Linked DNA regions of Homo sapiens: region 1 is linked to region 2. The links are chromatin loops, found by intact Hi-C in ENCODE. Cell type or tissue: heart left ventricle. All regions are shown on one strand. Links, peaks and the distances in the headings refer to the core of each region. The heading gives the core; the rest is flanking DNA.

What was found. A loop is a pair of places that touch in the nucleus more often than their neighbours do. Peaks named below come from ENCODE experiments on the same cell type or tissue, not always from the same donor. Only the 100,000 strongest peaks of a DNase experiment are listed, where the experiment ranks them.
Region 1: it touches region 2 in a loop (4-fold over the local background); 10 of 110 quality-filtered maps call a loop at or near these places.

The regions. Positions count from the first base shown.
Region 1 is chr16:15,493,566-15,496,474 of GRCh38, forward strand. The region is part of intron 1 of MPV17L-BMERB1 (MPV17L-BMERB1 readthrough); the gene reads left to right. All of the region lies in intron 1 of BMERB1 (bMERB domain containing 1), which reads left to right. Among named protein-coding and RNA genes, the nearest start is that of BMERB1, 60 kb to the left of the region's middle. RefSeq lists an enhancer at 1-1,176. In heart left ventricle, for the core only: no CTCF peak of the experiment used is centred there; no DNase peak of the experiment used is centred there; H3K27ac peaks cover 756 bases.
Region 2 is chr16:15,549,347-15,552,255 of GRCh38, forward strand. All of the region lies in intron 2 of MPV17L-BMERB1 (MPV17L-BMERB1 readthrough), which reads left to right. All of the region lies in intron 2 of BMERB1 (bMERB domain containing 1), which reads left to right. Among named protein-coding and RNA genes, the nearest start is that of MIR6506, 60 kb to the right of the region's middle. In heart left ventricle, for the core only: a CTCF peak has its summit at 1,652; a DNase peak (open chromatin) is centred at 1,663.

The DNA.
Region 1 (2,909 bases), core at 103-2,602, 56 kb before region 2:
GAATGCTTCCAGATTTGCTTCCTTCCTTCTTCTGCCATGATCTGACTCTCCCTCTGACTTCACATTGAACTGGACCCGTTCACGCCTGCACACATCCTGTTTTTCCCCTGGCTGCTCTTCCCTGCGTCCCCCCTCCGCAGACCACCCTCATTCAGATGAGGATATATCCCACCCTATTTCTTGGGCTTACCTTTCTGAATGAAAATAATGTTCCTGGTGCAATTTATCTCTCCTGTCAAATTTCCAGCCTGCAGGGAATTAAATGAGGCACATGATTTTCAGGCTAAGCAGTTTTTAAAAACTGAAATATTACTTTAGACAGGCCCAATTTATTTTCCTCTGGATTCTCATCATTTTAACCCCGCCAAGCACATGGTTTTAAGCAGCTCCATCTGCTCCTCTAACCATCCTTGCGTGACCTGGGCCCTTGACTGACTTCTGAATTGGTTTGTAAATTGGAAGAATTAGGGAGTCGGTTAAGATGCATGAATCATAGCTCAGGATAGATTTATAATTGTCTGTTTTCATGAACTCATTCTGAGATTGCAGGGATGGGGGATATTTCAGAACAAATGGACCTTGAGTAACAGAATGAACCTACAGAAGTGCCGAAAAAGATTTGTTGTTTATGCAATTTTAACCGGGCAATTGTTGTTATTATAGGTTTATCAATTTCCACAATTTTAATTCCACAGCCCTAATGATTTGCTTTGAATTAGGAAGTATATACTTTATTCTCTCATATGGTCCCAAAGGGCCTTAGAAAGCAATCGGAGCCCTTCTGCTTGTCATTGGAAGAAATATGACAGCATGGTTTGGTGATTCATTGAAGGTCACTTTGAAGTGTTGGGGAGAGGACACTGAGTAATGTAAAATGACATTACAATTTGTTAAATAATTTGCCGGAACTCTTGTGTCATCTCTTTCAAAGTCTCACCCTGGAAATAACACACACGTAATTCAAATGCAATCTTTCTGGAAGTCCCACCTGGGAACTGCAGTCCCAATCTGTGGCAAAGTCTTGTGAATATCCTTAATGTGATAAAACTTTGCCTTAGACGGAGTTTGCTTTTTGGAATAACCAAAGTCATTCTGGGCCAAGGTGTTTGAATAAAGTGGTTGATCAAATGAAATTTAATGTAAAGTTATTTTAACTGCTTTTCTTGAGTAACGCATAAACTGATTTGAAAGCAACAAAGAATTTGTTTATTACTACCTCTCCTTATTCCAGAAAGGACTTAATGATCTTATTGGAGCCTTAAAAAAGTTTTAAAAGGCTCAAGAAATGTTGGTAAATTTCCTTTTTTTTATCTTTTTTTTTTTTTTTTTTTTTTTTGAGAAGGAGTCTTGCTCTGTTGCCCAGGCTGGAGTGCAGTGGCTCGATCTCAGCTCACTGCAATCTCTGCCTCCCGGGTTTAAGTGATTCTTGTGCCTCAGCCTCCAGAGTAGCTGGGATTACAGGCATGCGCCACCACCCCTGGCTAATTTTTGTATTTTTAGTAAAGGTGGGGTTTCACCACGTTGGCCAAGCTGGTCTCGAACTCCTGACCTCAAGTGATCCGCCTACCTCGGCCTTCCAAAGTGCTGGGATTACAGGTGTGAGCCATCACGCCCGGCCTAATTTACTTTTATTATTATTATTATTATTGTTGTTGTTTGAGACGGAGTTTCGCTCTGTTGCCTGTTGCCAGGCTGGAGTGCAGTGGCGTGATCTCCACCTCCTGGGTTCAAGCGATTCTCCTGCCTCAGCCTCCCAAGTAGCTGGGACTGTAGGCGTGCACCACCATGCCCAGCTAAGTTTTTTGTTTTTTGTTTTTTGAGACAGAGTCTCGCTCTGTCACCCAGGCTGGAGTGCAGTGGCATGATCTTGGCTCACTACAAGCTCCGCCTCCCGGGTTCACACCATTCTCCTGCCTCAGCCTCCCAAGTAGCTGGGACTACAGGCATCTGCCACCACGCCTGGCTAATTTTTTGTATTTTTTAGTAGAGGTGGGGTTTCACCATGTTAGCCAGGATGGTTTCAATCTCCTGACCTCGTGATCTGCCCACCTCGGCCTCCCGAAGTGCTGGGATTACAGGCGTGAGCCACCGCGCCTGGCCTACTTTTATTATCTTAATATCACTCTTCTCATTTCTCTTCTCTAAGCCTAATATTAGTATTTGTGGACATTGCAGGTGGGACACAAGACCTTTGGTGCTTCTCATCTTCCAAGAGGGCACAGAATGGGATGGTGTATGAGGTGGGATATTCCCAGCCAAGGGAGTTCTGGGAGGGAGGTGAAGTTGGGGCAAAGAATTCCCATGGGCTAATGTCCTCTGTGCTTCCCCAACCCTAGTTCCAGCTGATGTGGAATTCTGAGTTTGGCTGCTTTTTCTTTTGTTGATGGTGGTGATGGTGGTGGTGGCAATGATGATGATAGTGATGTTGATGGTGGTGGTGGTGGTGATAGTGGTGATGGTGATGATGAAAGGGGTGGTAATGATGGTGGTGATGGTGATGATGACAGTGATCGTGATGATGGTGATGGTGATGGTGGGGATAGTAATGATGGTGATAATGGTGATAGTGATAATGGTGACGATGACAGTGATGTGCTAGTGATGGTGATAATGACAGTGATGGTGGTGATAGTGATAGTGGTGATGGTGATGGTAAAGATAATGGTGATAGTGGTGATGATTATGATAGTGATAGTGATTATGGTGAGGATAGAGACAGTGATTGTGATAACTGACATTCACCAAGTCCTCACTGTCCTTATGATGTACCAGGCACCACATTAAGAGCCTTATATACGATCTGTCATTCAATCCTCACTGCATCCAAGGGTACCCTCTATTATTATCCCCAGTTAACAGGTAATGAAGACTGAGGATTGGGAAAGTTACATAACTCACTTACCAGCCAC
Region 2 (2,909 bases), core at 168-2,667:
TCAAAAAAAAAAAAAAAAAAAATGGAGTGATTGCTTTAAAATTCTTAAACAGGGCCGGGTGCGGTGGCTCACGCCTGTAATCCCAGCACTTTGGGAGGCAGAGGCAGGCGGATCACTAGGTCAAGAGATGGAGTCCATCCTGGCCAACGTGGTGAAACCCTGTCTCTACTAAAAATACAAATATTAGCTGGGCGTGGTGGCGGGCGCCTGTAGTCCCAGCTACTCAGGAGGCTGAGGCAGGAGAATTCCTTGAACCCAGGAGGCGGAGGTTGCAGTGAGCTGAGATCACGCCACTGCACTCCATCCTGGCGACAGAGTGAGACATTGTCTAAAAAAAAAAAAAAAAATTCCTAAACAGGAGGGGCTTAGGGCCAGCCAGTTGGTCACATGAAACAATCAGGGGACTTACCTTAGAGCTGCCTTCGCAGTAGGGAGTCCATGGTTTTTAGTGAGATTTGTGTCGTACAAATTAATTAAAATTGCATAGTTTCTATCAAGTTTTTTTCTTACACTTTCCACAAAATTGGGAAAAATGTCTATTTCCCATTTCTTTATTTCATTTTCTCTTATTGCTTCTATCCTACCTGATATTTCCCATTTCAAAAGCACGTTTTTTTTTTTGAGATGCAGTCTTGCTCTGTCGCCCAGGCTGGAGTGCAGTGGTGCCATCTCGGCTCACTGCAAGCTCCACCTCCCGGGTTCACGCCATGCTCCTGCCTCAGCTTCCCGAGTAGCTGGGACTACAAGCACCTACCACCATTTTTTGTGTTTTTTAGTAGAGACAGGGTTTCACTGTGTTAGCCAGGATGGTCTCTATCTCCTGACCTCGTGATCCACCCCGCCTCGGCCTCCCGAAGTGCTGGGATTACAGGTGTGAGCCACCGCGCCCGGCCCAAAAGCACTTTTTAAATGTTGAGGTGGTTTGAAGGCTAATGGAAATTACGAGGTGGGACTGAAACCATTCCCTGCCATCCCTAAGAAAGCCCACTCCTTGGAACTGCCACTGGTGAAAGTCTCACTCTGTCACCCAGGCCAGAGTGCAGTGGCACAATCTCAGCTCACTGCAACCTCTGCCTCCCAGGTTCAAGCGATCCTCCCACCTCAGCCCCGCAAGTTGCTGGGACTACAGGTGCCCACCACCATGCCTGGCTAATTTTTTTTTTTTTTTTTAAGTAGAGACGGGGTTTCACCGTATTGCCCAGGCTGATCTCAAACTCCTGAGCTCAAGTGATCTGCCTGCCTCAGCCTCCCAAAGTGCTGGGATTACAGGCATGAGCCACCGCGCCCGGCCTGAAAGCATTTTAGAAGGCTCCTGACTGAAAGAACGGGATAAAGTAAGGGGGTATGGGAACAGAAGATGACAGCCTGGTATATCTGGGTGACATGCGTAGGCAGTCTGTTGTAGTGGCAATTGTCAGGGCTCTGGAGTTAGACTGTCTTCTTTCAAATCTTGCAAGCTGTCTGATCTCGGGCGATTTACTTAACCTCTCTGAGAGTTCTGTAAAGTGGAGAATAAGAATACCACCCTACAGATGATGAGGATTCAATGAGATTGGGCTGGATACAAATCAGCTTTTGTTGGCATCAGCTTGAGAGGAGGGATGGACTTGGGAGTGGAGAGGGTGGATTTGGGGGAGAGGACGCCACACAGTGGCAGGAACTCGCAGCAGGTGACTGAGAGTGGAAGGCACAAGAGAGCCCAGATGCTGAGCCAGCTCAGAATAGAAACGGTATTGATAGCAGAATGCAAAGCAGTATCACTCGAATGACGGATGTTTAATTGGATTTCTCCAGGGCTGACTCACCGCCTTTGATAGATGCGATTGCCCTCGTGGTGTCTATCATGAGACTTGAAATTTTTCCACCTGCACCTGCAGTCTTTAGGCCTTGTTTCAACAAAATGCAGTACTGTGTGTACCCTCCATGCCTGCCAGCCTTCCTTCCTTCCTTGTGTATTTACTGCAATGTATCAGGGACGGGGTGGTGTGCTAGAACCATGAAGGAAAAAGGCAAAGTCCCTTAAAGGAGGTGCAGTCTGTTGAGGCAGAAACACAAATGCCTAGATGGTTCTGGAATGCCTAGATGTCAATGGGATAACAAGGGGGCTATGGCTGCAGGAAGGAAGAGGACCTGATGTAGCTGAGGGCATCAGGAAGATTCCAGAAGGAGAAGGGATTAGTGAAGCTGCAGAGCACTTAGTTTGAGACAAAGATTTCTGAGCTGAGGGAGGAGTTGGGCAAAGGCTTGAGTGCAGGAGTTCAAGAGAACTCCTTGGGGCCAGGCTTTACACAGGGATGCACATGGGCTGTGTACCAGTCTGTTCTGACACTGCTGTAAAGATACTACCCGAGACTGGGTCATTTATAAAGGAAAGAAGTTTAATTGACTCACAGTTCTGCATGGCTGGGGAGGCCTCAGGAAACTTGCAGTCATGGCAGACGGCGAAGGGAAAGCAAGCACGTCTTACGTGGCGGCAGGAGAGAGACAGCACAAGAGAAAATGAGTGTAGGAAGTGCCACATTTAAAACCAGCAGCTCTCTTGAACTCCTGCACTCAAGCGATCCTCCTGCCTCGGCCTCCCTTAGTTCTGGGATAACAGGCAGGAGCTGCTGTGCCCACCTGGAGCTTAATCTCTGTTCACATCTTTAATTATTCTGGGCCAGCTTAGCCAAAGGCCTTAGGGGTAGGGTTAGGGACACCAAGGGCCAGTCTTCTATCCACTTCACAGCTCGCTGGGCCCTCCAAGGGAAGGACTATGTGTCTCATTCTAGGCACTGGTAAGAGTCTGGGGGAAAAAAAATCAAAAATAACAAGTGGACGCGGTGGCTCACACCTGTAATCCCAGCACTTTGGGAGGCCGAGGTGGGTGGATCACTTGAGGTCAGGAGTTCAAGACCAGCCTCGTCAAC